Regions from separate parts of the Mus musculus genome. Here region 1 is linked to region 2. Evidence: chromatin loops called from intact Hi-C (ENCODE). Cell type or tissue: left cerebral cortex. All regions are shown on one strand. Each heading gives the region's core, and the rest is flanking DNA. Links, peaks and the distances in the headings are about the cores only.

The links. A loop is a pair of places that touch in the nucleus more often than their neighbours do. Peaks named below come from ENCODE experiments on the same cell type or tissue, not always from the same donor. Only the 100,000 strongest peaks of a DNase experiment are listed, where the experiment ranks them.
Region 1: a loop joins it to region 2, with 2.5 times the contacts of the local background. A loop is called at or near these places in 7 of 42 quality-filtered maps.

What each region holds. Positions count from the first base shown.
Region 1 is chr6:41,553,008-41,560,398 of GRCm38, forward strand. It overlaps Tcrb and Trbv31. Among named protein-coding and RNA genes, the nearest start is that of Prss2, 35 kb to the left of the region's middle. In left cerebral cortex, for the core only: a CTCF peak has its summit at 3,581 (motif pointing left); DNase peaks (open chromatin) are centred at 3,614, 5,492 and 6,588; H3K27ac peaks cover 508 bases.
Region 2 is chr6:41,191,473-41,198,863 of GRCm38, forward strand. It overlaps Tcrb. Among named protein-coding and RNA genes, the nearest start is that of Try4, 110 kb to the right of the region's middle. In left cerebral cortex, for the core only: a CTCF peak has its summit at 3,186; a DNase peak (open chromatin) is centred at 3,188.

The DNA of each region.
Region 1 (7,391 bases), core at 1,668-6,667, 360 kb after region 2:
CACCAAAGACTTGGCCTCCCCTTGTGTTAAATGGACTCAATCACATGGCTTAATCAATCCACACAATATCTACAGTTCTTAGCACAGGGTAATAACTATCAAGCACTGTAATTTATGTTCACTTAAATATATTTTCCTGGCTCAACACTTCACTTCCAGTTCTCTCTCTCTCTCTCTCTCTCTCTCTCTCTCTCTCTCTCTCTCTCTCTCTCTCTCTCCCTCCCTCTCTCTCTCTCTCTCTCTCTCTCTCTCTCTCTCTCTCTCTCTCTCTCTCATTCCCTCAAATGTACAGTTCTGAGCATTTCTTTCTCCTAGTGGATCAGTTACTTTCTTATAAAAACATTTCAGCTCACTTTTATCCTTCTATCATTCTGAAAGCACTGTATTCAGAAAAAAAAAAAACTCAGCACCAGGTGGGTTCTGACCTACATAGAGTAAAGAGGGAGTTAGTTATACCCCTTGTTTTTGATGTGTTAGGTATCATTTGGGTGGGGCGACTTTTTACCTTTGTATGTCTACATCCTGCCGTTGACTCAGAGATCACTTGGGACTCAAAACTCTAGTTCTTTCACACATGTGCTGCATCTGAGCCATGTACCCCCTCTGTGTGTGCAAATTGTTGCTTTTCTATCTGTGAGGATGTGCAGGAGACCAAAATGTACTTCGGTTCTCTTGCATTTATTTCTTTAGTGCTTCTTCCAAACTTACCAAGTCTCAACAAGATTCTAATTCTGTAGTCCATTATATTTATCCCTCTATCCTCACACTCTCTCAGATGGGATCATGTCGCCTTATTTAATCTTATACAAGTGATTCACAAAATCACAGCAAGATCTCAGCTCGATATGGAGCACATGTTCTCCAAACTCTGCCTGGAGTCCAGGATCTGCTAAAACTCAGAGAATCAGTTCTTCCCCCTCCTCTCTCCCCAGCTGCAGAATGCATTTACCATCTCCAGCTTTCCAGATCCCTTCAATTCCTGTGAACCAAGGTGCTCCATAAGGAGCCTCAGACCCTACTTAGTGGTTTGTTGATGAAAATTCTGCAGGCCTTGTAGCACTGACAGAATGGTAAGTGGGGAAATCTAAGTCCTTCCCAGCTCCAGACACACACATTGTGATATATCTTACAAGGCATCTGACCTGCAAAGGGACAGTGCTGATCTTGAGTCCCATAGTTAACCAGGCACAGTAGGACCCTTAATACTTGTTTCCCTGACCGATTCCAGCAAAGAGATATAGGAACATGATAAAAAAAATAATCTTAAGAAGAACTGTTTTTCATCAAACATCAGCAAGTGAAGAGATGCATTCCTGGGACTTTTCGGTTCCTGAAGACAATGGGGGAAGGGGTGGAAGCATCTCACCCCAGGTCTGGCTGTTTATCTGTAAGTAACATCAGCACCAAGTAAGAATGGCCACCTGCCATAGCTCCATCTCCAGGAGTCACAACAGGATGTGGTTTGACATTTACCAGGTCCTACATCTGGGGTGCCTGTGAATGCTCCCCCACTCACTCACATTCTGAGCATTTTGGGAACCACACTTGCCACATCCTGTCTTCAAACCCTTCTCATGCAGCCCTTTCTACCTCAGCCTCTAGCTATCACCGTGACAGTGAGAACAACCAAGAGGAGGGTCTCTAAAGGGGAACCCATATATCTCATCTCAAGCCCCCCATCTAAACTATCTTACATCTGTTAGAAGTCACACAGGAAACAGAAGCCTTCAGTATGCACCATGGAGACAGGTGCAATAACAGCTCTGACCTCATTAGGGTTCCCATGGCTCCCACATCACCGCTCTTCCCACTTCTCTTTCCACTTAACCCCAACTCCAGTCACCCTCTCTTCACAAGTATCCTCCATTTCCTTCAACTAATGTAATGAGAGCCCATTCATGTAATGAGTCACAGGAACAGAGTCTAAATAATAAACCGAATGAAAAATAGATGGTCTGTCTGTCCTGCATTCATTGGCTGGCTTTCGCTGGGGTGTATCCTCTGTGAGTAAGGGCTGTAAAGTGAATGTGCTTTGTATTTCCTGCCTCATGTGGGTAAGATGAGGGAAACGTCTACACACAACACAGGAAAGAATGGAAAACCAGACCTCCAGAAACTCTCAAATGAGGAAGTGGGAACTCGCAAAATATACAAGCCAATCCTGCTCTATCCATCACACACTCAACTAAATCATATAATCTTTAAAAAATCATATGAAGTAGCCCAGCCTTCCTAAGGCTGGGCCTTTTTCTACCTTCTAGAAGCAGTCAAGGGGCCCCAGTCAATCCCATTATGGCTTAGATCCTTGAGGGGAGTTTCTCTAACTTCTGTGGTCCTCAGCAGCCTGTGTGTGAAAATCAGGCAATGATATCCTTAGGGATAGTTATTGTGACACATTTATAAAGTCAAAGTCAAAATCAGCATCCTTACAGATCTCCTAGAAAAGAAGCCACATTTAACCAGGAACCATGACATTGATGTTGGCAGCAGGTAGCACCTACTATTAGGATATGCCATCCTGAAGTGTTTTCCTGTTTTCCCTAGTTATAATGACTGAGGTTTTGACCTTTGGGTACAATTGAAACAGTTATGGCAGCAGAATCTTTATGCATAAATAGAGGCAGATAACTAAATGCAGGATAATGACTTGCTCTAGTGTGTATACATGGTTTTCAGGACTCTCCTTAAACAGCCTCTTCTTGTGTGCTACATTATCCTTAGCCATCACTAGGATTTTCTTTTTCTCATTTGCTGTTTCCAAGACTTTAAAGACGCTGAGATTTCTGTGTTTCTATTCAAACAATCCTCTCATTTGGAACTTAATTGTATTAAATCTAGCTAAAAATCGTTTCTCCTTTTAATGTACACACACACACACACACACACACACACACACACACACACAGTGTTTCTCCTTGAAGACAGACCCTGAGATTGCACAGAGTTCCAACAGGAATGTTCTAGGATGAATTCAGAGCAGACAGCACATGAGAAAATTGGCATCGGTTTGCCACATAAGCATTGTCATGTTTGTGACATATTTTCTGTTTAAATATTTTTAAATGAGACAATTTGGAGGAGCTACAGTCAAAGTACTTTGTAAGCTTCCAGGGAGGAAAAGGACACCTGCCAAAAGTTAGACTTTGTAATAGTACTTGCAAAATATGATCTCCTTCAATATCTAACAATGCATACAGATAACATTTGCTGGTGAAAAAAAAATGAAATCTAGAAAAACTACATAACTGCCCTCAGGTCTTAGAAACTAGGAAATCTAGACTTGAAGTCAAATGTTTTACTTGTAGCTTTGCCTGGTACCATCTTTAATATACTTCATTGTTTTGATCTTTATGATGGCTCTCTGTATCCTGGCTACTTTACACCTATTCATCAAGTGTGATAGAGACATTTGGACATTGTCAAGTATGTTGTTGATCACTCAGTGTCTCTGTTTTGATTTTTCCTTTGTATATTAATTAAATGAGATTGAAAATACATCAGTGATACATCAGAATCACTCTAGATAGTGTTTGGTGCCAGGAACAGAGGATTTTAAGACTTCTTGTGCCCTCTTGTGGAAGAAAAGAGACATTGGGGGAAATTCCCTTTTGGGAATATGATCTAGAGAGGAGTGAGGGCTAAAGAAATCTCAGTTGCCAAGGTAACCAGTACATCCCTTTCCAACCATTCACATCAGTCTCTTCCTCTTCTTCATTTCCATCCTAGTCACTATTCCATTTTAACCTTTCTGTCACACACACACTCCTCCTCTTTACCCTCAGTCTCCTGTGTTTCTTATGCTACCATCTGTTTGTCTGTTTTGCTACAGAAGAGTAGAGGAGAGACAGAAGTTTAAACTGGGAAGTATAAATGACAATACAACCACTATCAGACCTGGTAACACATGCTTGTTTGGATGAGGCAGGGGGATTGCTTCAAAATTGAGGCAAGTGCAGACTACATAGTAGAAATTTGTGTCAAACAAAACAAACAAACAAACAAACAAGCAACAGGACGCAAGCAGCAGTAAAAATTCCTGAATGAACATTTTCCATATTAACTTTTACATTTGATCTTAGACAAAATGCTAAGAACTTTTCTATATTAAATTCTATCTTGCATAGCTATCTAATGACATCTTGTTCCTCCTTGATTGATGTCTTGAGTATCAGCCTTTATAAACTTTCTAACCTCAGCAGAAAGATGAATGATGGAGATACTCCCAGAGGTGAAATTAACTAATTGAGTTACATAAGATTCTCCTACCTGGTATCAGATACAGATACAGGTATATCCCACTTCTCTCTGCCACATATATCCATGAGCATGCCCAGCGTACCTCAATAGTAATGTAGAACAAGTATAGAGTGTTTAGACAAGAGTAGCCTGGTTTAAGGACGGGTATACAATATCCTACTACTGGATACTACAAACTGGAAATTTTACTGTGTGTAGGCAACTCACAGGTTCTGCATATGTGAGTCACTGATAACGAGTTTAATAAATGTCTTTGGTGACTTCTGACTTGAATCATGTTGTTTTCCAGACTTCAACTTGACTATCAGCCAGAAATTCAGTGGCAAACCCCCTCCACCCATCCCTAGTGAGGGTTCCTAGTGAGGGAGGAAGGACTAAAGAGAGGGTGTGGTTTTTGCACAGATGTCTGCCCCACCCTACTCAGTGTGAGACTCCAGGCACAGAGGTAGAAGCCAGAGTGGCTGAGAAGCAGCTTCTCCGTGCTTAGGATGAATTGGTCGTCCTTCGGCCTGGAAGCTGAGAGGTTCAGTTGCACCACCGACTCTACCTGGCCAACAGTAATAGAGTAGAAGAGTTGCTGGAGGGTGCCTCCTGTGGCCTGCCAGTACCAGTAGAGGTTAGGGCTTGATTTCCCCTTTATGGTACACCCCAGAGACAGTGGGCTGCCCACAGCCTTGATCTCGGCAACTGGCCATTGATGGATAGTCTGAGCACTAACACCTGTAAAGAAATAGAGTCATTTAGAGTAGAAACACACACCTCTACACATACACACACACCAGCTTGCTTGCCTTCCCTCTGAAGGGGTTACATGTAATCAGTCTCAGGGAGTATACTAGAAGAGCCAGGGATGAAAAATGTTACAGGGCAAGGGGAGACAAATCCTTTCTAAAAGATACAAAACTGAGAGTCAATACTGAAAGAGTGTGAAATGCCCATATCTCAGTAATTGGAGGACTGTGGTCAAGAGAGGCAAGCCAGTACCAAAGAATCTACACCTTTAACAGGTGGAGAGATGGAAGCAACAATTTGAAAGTAGGTTTTCAACAGGGGAATGCACCCACCCAAGAACATGCCCAGGAGAAAGGCAAGGAGAGAGTACAGCATAGTTCAAGATGGTCTTTGTCTAGGCTTGTCTACTCTGCACTTGTACTTCCTTTTCTAAGCCAGAGATGCACAGGCCCCTCCTACCTCAAGACTGGCTGCCAGAGTGGAAGTTTAGATCCCCTTGAGCTGGGGAGGAAATGAGGCTGGGCTTTCTTAAGCAGGTGGTGAATCATCCCCACCCTCCCTGGGAACCAGCTGTGCTCTGCGCTTGTTAGCATTATTACACTCCTGCCTGATGTTCTGGTATGTAAATATAGTTAATGATTCGTTATTTATGGGCAAACAAGGGGCAACACTCTAGGTACTCCTGGAGACATCCTGGTGTCTTTGACCATCAGAGCAACTATTGCTAGTAAAATAACAAAAGGGGATTTTATTTTAGTCAGTGCCAAGATATGTCACCTACACTGTTTGAAAGGAAAGACATGAAGGCAGATAACAGCTCAAGAGATTTAGGTCTCTGGAGTTTTCAAAGGAGAAGAGTGTAGTTCTGAGTAAAGGAACCTGTTATGTCATCCAACAGGAGAAGTGCACATCCTCTTCAACCTTGGTAGGTAGGACTAGAGACCCAGACAGGCAGAATTAATTACTAAAGGAATCAAAGCTGGCCTGTGTTCCATGTGCCTACTAAGGCCCATCTAGATCTATTTTATTTGTTCCTTTACTTAAACAACATATTACAAGGCCTCACAATTAGATGGGACCAGGTCAATACTGTAGTTCATTCCTCTTGCTGTGTAGAAAACCTGTGTTAATTCTGAATCTTACTTGTCTCGTGTTTAAGATGTGACAAATAATACCCAGTAAGAAGGACTACAACACCAACAAATGCCAAATGGCTCAAAGATATGTTTTGCCCGATACACAGCAAGCACTCTTACAAACATTGCCTTTAAAGCGCAAGCAAACAGCCAAGACGCAGGGATTCACAAGGGGGTAGATCTGGCAGGTAAGAGCTGAAGATGCCAGAGACACAAGAAGTGTAATGATGCTGGGCAGAGGGGGGAAGATCTGAAGGGTAGTTGGTAGAGCTTCATTCCACTGAGATGAGGCATAGCACCCTGAGATGCTTGGAGGACAGCCAACTGGTCCCTTGGAACCTCACTTGTGCGGTTCTTTGTTCTCTGAAGCATTCATTTATAAACCAATTATTCAATCTTAGATGTGGGAGAGTGGTTTAAAGTGAGGACCTGGAAAAGGCAGCAGTAGGCGTGGCCAGCCAGGGAGGTTGAGCCTGAAGCAAATGAGCTGTTTGAAGTGCTTCATCACTTCATCGGGGTCTGGTGACCTAATGCATTTGTTACTGATGCTCTTGCTTCAGAAGCATGAGTTAAAATTGGAGCTATTCACTCTGATGGCTTCCGTTGCAGCACTTTCCAGTTGCTTACACCGGAGTGCCCCACATTTATGGAGGGAGTGTTTTGTTTGTTTGTTTCATCTTTTCTAAGTCTAATTAACCCTCTTACAATATTTATTTTACTGAGAAAGCAAGTGATACACACAGTGCAGTGCGCATGCAATAAACACTTAGAAGTATGATGAAAAATAGCTACGGGCAATGCAGGAACCTAATGCTGTTGGAAAATTGCTCAATCTCAGTTTGTATAAATCTTTTGCTAGAACGTGATGAAATATATATGCAAGCCAGGATTTGGGGGACTGGACTGAAGATAACATACACACATACTGTCTTTGACTGCCTCTGTTGTTTATGCCACTCTTCTTTTTTGTTCCTGAATTAGTATTTTTTAGGGAGTGGGATGGACTCCCTAGAAGGCCCTTAAGTGAGAACTAAGCACAGAGAAGAGGGAAGGTAGGCAGTGGCATTAGGAAAAAGTGAAATAACTGTTCTTGCTTTCAGTGGGACTATATCGTATTTTCCTTAGGCTGGCAGGTTTAGGTGCCATCCTAGCCCATGATACCTAATATAATCCATTGGTCACACTGGCTCAGTGTCATTGCCAAGTGTAGAAACAACACAATCTTCCTCCTTCGGTGTGAAACAGCAGAGTGGGGGAGAGGAGCCG
Region 2 (7,391 bases), core at 817-5,816:
AATTTCCTGAAGGAGGCTCATAGAAACTATCTTAATAACATTATGATAGTTAATGAGCTCCATTAATGAGCAAGTGTTTTTTTAAAAAAAACTTTTTATTGATTTCTTGTGTCATATCCTGAACCTCAGTCCCACCTTCATATCCCCCTTTCACCCTTGCAACTTCTCCTGCAAAATAACACACACACACACACACACACACACACACACACACACACACACAAGCAGCAACAACAAAGCACTGAAAACATCTCATAGTGGAAGCTGTACTATGTTACAGTGTGTCCCACAGTATATCCTTTGGTCTATACTTCTCTGCTTGCAAATGATCATTGCAATGAGTTGTTTCTCTGGACCAAGAACTCTGGCTTCTGTAACACCATTAATATTTTATCCTCTCCAAGACTCCTTGGATTATCCTGTTGCCATGGAGACCCTACAGCCCTGGATCAGCAGGACTGGCCCCTTCACATATCTCAATCATTTGCAGGTGATATAGACTTTGAGGTGGTCCAATTCAGAGCTCTGGATCTGGGCCTGTGTGGCAGCTGAGCTTGTCAGCATGCCTGCTTTCCCTTGTCTGCACTATCATGGCAATCTCTCCAGCACTGCTCTGTGTAGGCCATGCAAAGCCACCATTGTCAGGAGGCAGGATCAACTATTCTGCTCTCACACCCTCCTGGCAGGTTACATTGTGCCTTCACCATCAGGATCAGTTCTATTGTGTTGGCTAGGTGAGGTGCAGTCTACTCTCCCAAGTGCTACAACCAGTGAGGAGGCAGGGCTAGCTCCCCTTCTCATGACCCTAGGACCAGCTCTTGCTGCTGCTGCGGGTAGTGGTGGTGGTAGGGGACGCAGGAGGGCATCACGTTGTCACCTCATCACCTCATGCTAGATGAGTGGTAAGACAAACTCTCTCAGGCTCTCTTCCTCTGAGGCATCTGTCATGTGCCCCTTGTACCAGGGCCAGATCTACTGTGCTACCTGGAGGAGGTGCAGGGCTTTATCTCCTTAGTGCTGCAGCTGGAGAGGGTCATGGCCGGCCAGAGCACTAGCTCTCATAACCTCGGGGCCAGTTCTCCTGACTGCAGCAAGTGGTAAGAAAGAAGACACCCTTGCAACCCATATCACCTCACAGCATACAAGTGGCAGGGACAGCTCTCCCATGCTCCCACTCTCAGGGCTGCTCACCTGCACTCCCATCATCAAAGCCAGCTCTGCTGTGGTGTCCAGGCAAGGCAAGGCGAAGAGCCTGCTCTTCCAAATGCTGCACTGGTGAGGAGCAGGGATAGCTCTTCTGAACTCATGACCGCAGGTGGTGAGGGGCTGCACTTGTATCACCCCGTGGTAGATGAGATTGGGGTTAGTTTTTCCACACTAATAACCTTGAGGCTGGCTCACCCCCACCCCCACCCCAAGAGCTAGCTCCTCTGTGCTATCTGGGAGAAGCACAAGGCTCACTTTCCTGAGTGTTGCCAGTGGTGAGAGGTAGGGCCAGCTCTCCAAACCACCTCATCTAATGAGGGGCATGGCCTGCAAAACATACTGACCCCTGCAGCTGCATAGCCATGGACCCAGACATGGCTCATAGTCCCCGCTTAAGCTGGGAAGAGACCCAGATGTACACACACACACACACACACACACACACACACACACACACACACCACATCGAGAGAGAGAGAGAGAGAGAGAGAGAGAGAGAGAGAGAGAGAGAGAGAGAGAACCATGCACTGGGCTATCTTGTAATGGAGATGCTACAGGGGAATTTCAGGAGATGCTATGTGCTTTAGGACCTTCCTTTCTGTCCTGATTTGCTTTCCGTTGCTGTGCTAAAATACTGACCAAAACCAAGTTGGGGAGGAGATGGCTTATTTGGCAGACACAGGGTCCAACCATGAAGGAAGTCAGGACAAGAACTCATGCAGAAACCTAAAGACAGAGACTAAAACAGAAACCAAGAAGGAATGCTGCCTGCTGGCTTGCTTCATTTGTTTTCTTAAATGATCCAGGACTACCTGCCCATGAATAGCACTACCCTCCAATATCTGTTTTAAAATGTTCTATATATGTGTCCACTTCCATAGGCCAGGGTGATGGAGGTAATTCCTCAGTTAAGGTTTCTTCTTGGGTAACTATAATTGTGTCAAGTTCACAAAAACTAACCAGAGCAATTCCCTTGGCCATGAACAACATACTTTTATTCTAAGGTTCCATTTCTTATTCAACACCTCTTTTATGCACATGAGGTTAACTGGCATTGCCATTCAGTGCCACACAACAACACTCTTTGGCACAGTTTATGGAACTTTCACCCAATTGCTATAGCACACAGATCTCAGGTGTCTTCATTTGATTGGCTACTTCACAATTGCTAGCCACAGATACCACCCCTAGAATTCTATTTTGATTGACTAATATCTATTCTGAATACCCATAAATATTTAATGTATTTTTATCAGTAATTTACACTCTAGTTAAAAATTATCTTGTTTTTAACAAAAATTGATGTGATTAAGTTTTTACAGGTGGCCCTGGAATATCTGAAGTGCTTGACATTGTACATGTAATTCATGCCCAAAAGAATTGCTCTAGTTATTTTCTTTTTAACAAAAGTTATGAGAAAAAAATTGTAATTACTGTGAATTACTGGTTTATATTGATATGAGCCAAATATATTAAGTGGGAGTGGGGATAATGAAAGCAAAAAGAACTTTAAGAAAGATGAAAGAGCTTTTGAAAAACTGTTCAGGAAAGAAATTGTCATAATTAATGACTAGAAAGGGGCCAGTAATGAAGCTGACTCAGATAATAATTTTATTATTCAAAATATGAGAAAATGAGTTTAAAAAGATGTTTAGGACATGTTTAAAAAGATGGATCTAAAAACTTCAGAACTGATTAGGCATGAGTATCAATATATAAACAGGAGGTTTGGAAATGACTATTGCAGGTAGACGAATTAGGGAATCATGGGAAGAAGATCTGGAGTTATGTTAGGATTCATGGAGTGCAGATCCTAGGAATATGTTGAAATCATTCCAATGTACTCATCAGGCATCAGAAAATGGCTAGTAGGAGAGGCATGCATTTGTGTTATTTAGTATAGTATAGGAAAAACATGTCCCTGTCACAAAGGGTCAATAAAAAGAGCTGATATAGATGAATTTGCTATTCTGAACACTAGGAGGCGATGTAGGATTTTCTGTAAAATACTCAGTGTGGCTTGACTTACAGAGCTCATACAAAGCCTCACTTGGAAAGATTTGTCAGACTGCTTGGATGCTCCAGGGGAGATGGATCAAAAGAGTAAGCTGAGATATCTGAGAAGTTAGTGGAATAAAATATTAGATTTTGCTATCCCCAGAACATCTACTACAGATGCAAAACCTGAAATTATTTGTTCTAGTCATATATGATCAATATTTGGTCAATAATTAAGTAATTGATCAACACCATCCAAACCTTCTATTAAACATTCTTCTGATTATGCAGTTAGTGTAACAAGAAGAAAGGTGACCATGAAAAAGGAGATAAAGGAAAGAATTAGTGGGAGATGAAGTTTAAACAGACAGACAGACAGACAGACAGACAGACACACACACACACACACACACACCACATACACCCAGAGAAACACTGCACCACTAACAGCTAACTTCAGTACATTTACTGGCTATAACACAGACATAAAGGGCCTGTTTTATTTATACACACAAAACTCTTAGTATATAATAACAAACGGTTTAAATTGGAACATTTTGTAAGATTATACAGATAGAGACACCTTAGAAATATACAACAATTAATTTTTTAAAAAGAGGCAAGGGCAGGGCATGGTGGCACATGCTTTTAATCCCAGTACTTGGGAGGCAGAGGCAGGCGAATTTCTGAGTTCGAGGCTGGCCTGGTCTACAGAGTGAGTTCCAGGACAGCCAGGGCTATACAAAGAAACTCTGTCTCGAAAAACCAAAAAAAAAAAAAAAGGAAGGGCATATGGGACCAGGAACAAATACACTAGAAAATAAGCAAGATTTTAATACAAGAAATTACTTAGATTACAGAAAAATACATTTCAGAAGTCTGAAATAAGTGGAAATGTACAGTGTGGTCACAAATAAATGAGCCCGATAGTGAGATTTCCCACCCTTAGCATAATCATTTAAGTGTTTAGGACAACACTAAGTACAGTCACAAAAGGAAGCTCTCTTTTGTAAAAATTGGAGAAAACTAAAATTTAAGTGGATAAAAGAGGAGTATAGGTAAGATAACATTGAAAAACTATAAAGCAAAGTAATTTGCCCTGTGCTTTGAAAATTATTTTCAATATATAGCAAATGGAAATAGTCAAATAACAAAATAGGCATTTATAGATGAATTTAATATGTAATAGAAATGTCACTGCAGATAAAAAAGAGAGTGTTGTGGTATACTATGAACTAATCTAGAACAAGTGGTTTAGCCTACAAGAAATGATAAATTTAAACCTTTCTTCATGGGCATAAAACAAAATACATTACAAATGGATTAAGTGCTTAAATGTATACTCAAAATGTTAAGTACCTTGGTAGATAATCATGAGGTTGAATTTGGAGAATCTCTTGTAAATAATACAAGCGTGTGTATAATTAAAAAAAATGTAATTTCAACAAATGAAAACTGTAACAAAAATCATTTCTTTTTTTTATACTTTTTATTAGGTATTTTCCTCATTTACATTTCCAATGCTATCCCAAAAGTCCCCCATATCCTCCCACCCACTCCCCTACCCACCCACTCCCATTTTTTGGCCCTGGTGTTCCCCTGTACTGGGGCATATAAAGAACAAAAATCATTTCAAAGAGAGTATAAATGCAAATCATGACTTGGAAAGAATAGCAAGACCACCAAAAGGAGTAATATGCAGGAGATACAAAAATACCATGAGTGAAAAAGCTAATCAGCCAAAACCTAAGGGACAAAGGGCCACTTCTAGGACAGACAAGTAGCCTATGAATGTAAAAGATATCAATCTCTTTGTCAGACACAAATAAAAATTAAAATTTTATTTTACCATGTGGCAAAACTTTAGTTTAATAGACAAAATTAGAGAACTACTGAACATCAGTTAAGCCAGGGATGTGGCTCATTAAACACACTCATAAAGTACTGGGATAATTATTTGACTCAGTTAATCCAGCAAGGATTTTGTCATGCTGTGTAAAGTTAATGTGGCTGTGTGTATATTTCTACAGTGAGAGGAAATCTTGCCATATGTACAGTCCAGAGCCATGTACAAGACATGTAAAATATTGTTTGTAGTAGTAAAGATTCTACTTTGATGAAATTATCAAGAATGGTTAATGACCTTCAACAAATGAGTATAATAGGATGCTAAGTATGAATGGGAATGAATTGACTACGATTGTTCATACCGAAATGAATCCAAACAGAAAATAACATCCTAGACTATACAAATATACAAATAGGATAACTCTTTTGAGACAAATTTAAGTGGCATATAACATTGCATGACATAATTCAATATTCATATGTAAGTATTAAAAACCACAATGAAAACAAATAAATGACAAGTTTACTATCTGCACATAACTGAGTGTGGTGAAATCTAAGACCATTATAGACTCAAAACTTCTCAGCCATAATCTATCTCTTCAGCTCACTGTTTAAGTCTGAAAGATTCTCGAATTCCCGGCCAATGCACCAAATGAAAGATTTTCGAATTCCCGGCCAAATGAAAGACCCTCGAGGGGAGACCCTCACTCAGACACTCAAGTCCCGGGACAGCCGCGTACCCAAGAAGACACTGAGACCATACATAAAATGTAGAAGGCAAGATTTAATAAAGTAGCAACATGAAAGCACACAGACCAGAGCTCTGGGGTCGAAATAAAGCAGCAACATGAAAGCACACAGAGCTCTGGGGTCGAAACTCATACACCTTTGCACAGGGTAGAGGAGTCTCGACGACGACTCAAATTTTTCACAAGCTTTTAAAGGAAAAAACCACAAACTGGGAGGGGGAATGGGGAGGGAATAGGGGAAGTTTAACAACCACAAGTTTACTCAACCAAAGAGTCATATCCTGTGATTGGCAATACATCTGGCCTGTTGAAACATTCTGTGGTTGTTCCAGAAAATGTTTTTCTCAAGTATGTTTTCCAGATGGGAGGGGGTGGGCTCCGAGGTGAAAGTTCATGTTCTCACAAGAGGCCAGTAATTTTTCATTCTTCATTCCCCACTTCTTCTTGTAAGTAATTCTAATCTTAGAATTTCAGAAGTCTATATCTCTATGTGGAGAATACTGCATTTACTCTATCTTTAACATGGGAACAAAAACAGAATAAGGCGGATTAGTAAACAGAACTAGGCAGGGACCCTTTTAGTGAGGCTTGAGGGTCTCAGCATGACGCAGGTGTACGTAGATCAGATCTCTGGCTGGAACTGGTAAGATGTCCTTGGGGTACCCAGCTCGTTCACTGTAGCCAGTTGTGACCAGACTTTTTTCTGCACCACCTGTAAGCCTTTTAACAGTATACAGATCATTATTATAACAACATAGGTTTAAACACATTATTTAAGACAGTGATGGGCATAGGAGCCCCATAAAGGATCTTAAAAAGAGTAAAACCGAATCAAGAGTGAGTATTCTCAGTTTTAAATAGGGCAAGGGGAAGGGGCACCAAGTAAGTCTGTGCCAGTCTCTAGGATTAATTTTGTCAAGGTCTGTTTAGAGTTTTATTTATTCTTTTTTATCTTTCCTGAGCTCTGAGGTCTGTACACACAATGGAATTTTTATTTGACCTCTAAATACTTGGCCACACCCTGACTTACCTGGGCAACAAAGGCAGGACCATTATCTGACACTATTGCTTTTGGCACTCCGAACCTTGGAAAATTTTCTTTAACAATCTTCTTGATGACTATCTGATCAGTCTCGTTTTACAAGGAAAAGCTTTTATCTATCTTGAGAACGTTCACAAAAACCAGAAGGTATTTATACACATATTTTTTTTTTCAGTGAAGTCTATTTTTCAGTAGATGTCAGGTCTGTCTTCTCATGAGAGGACTAGTTTTTTTTTTCAGTTTTTACTATTTTATACAGGGTTTCTTTTACCAGTCTTAATTTGTCTATAACTTGATAGTCTTCAGACTGTCAGGATCATTGCTCTTTAGGATGCCTGGGCGGTTAGATTTGCCACCTGATTTTTTTTTTTTTAGCCACAGCATCTTAGGTCTTTCTCTGCTGATGTCAACAGCTCTCTTTGTCTGTATATTGCTCTGTACAGTGGCAAGAGCGTACCTGCTGTCAGTGTAGACTTTTCTTTTACCATTTATAGAGCTTGTATTAAAGCCACAAGTTTAGCTTTCTGGGCTGAAGTCCCTTTAGG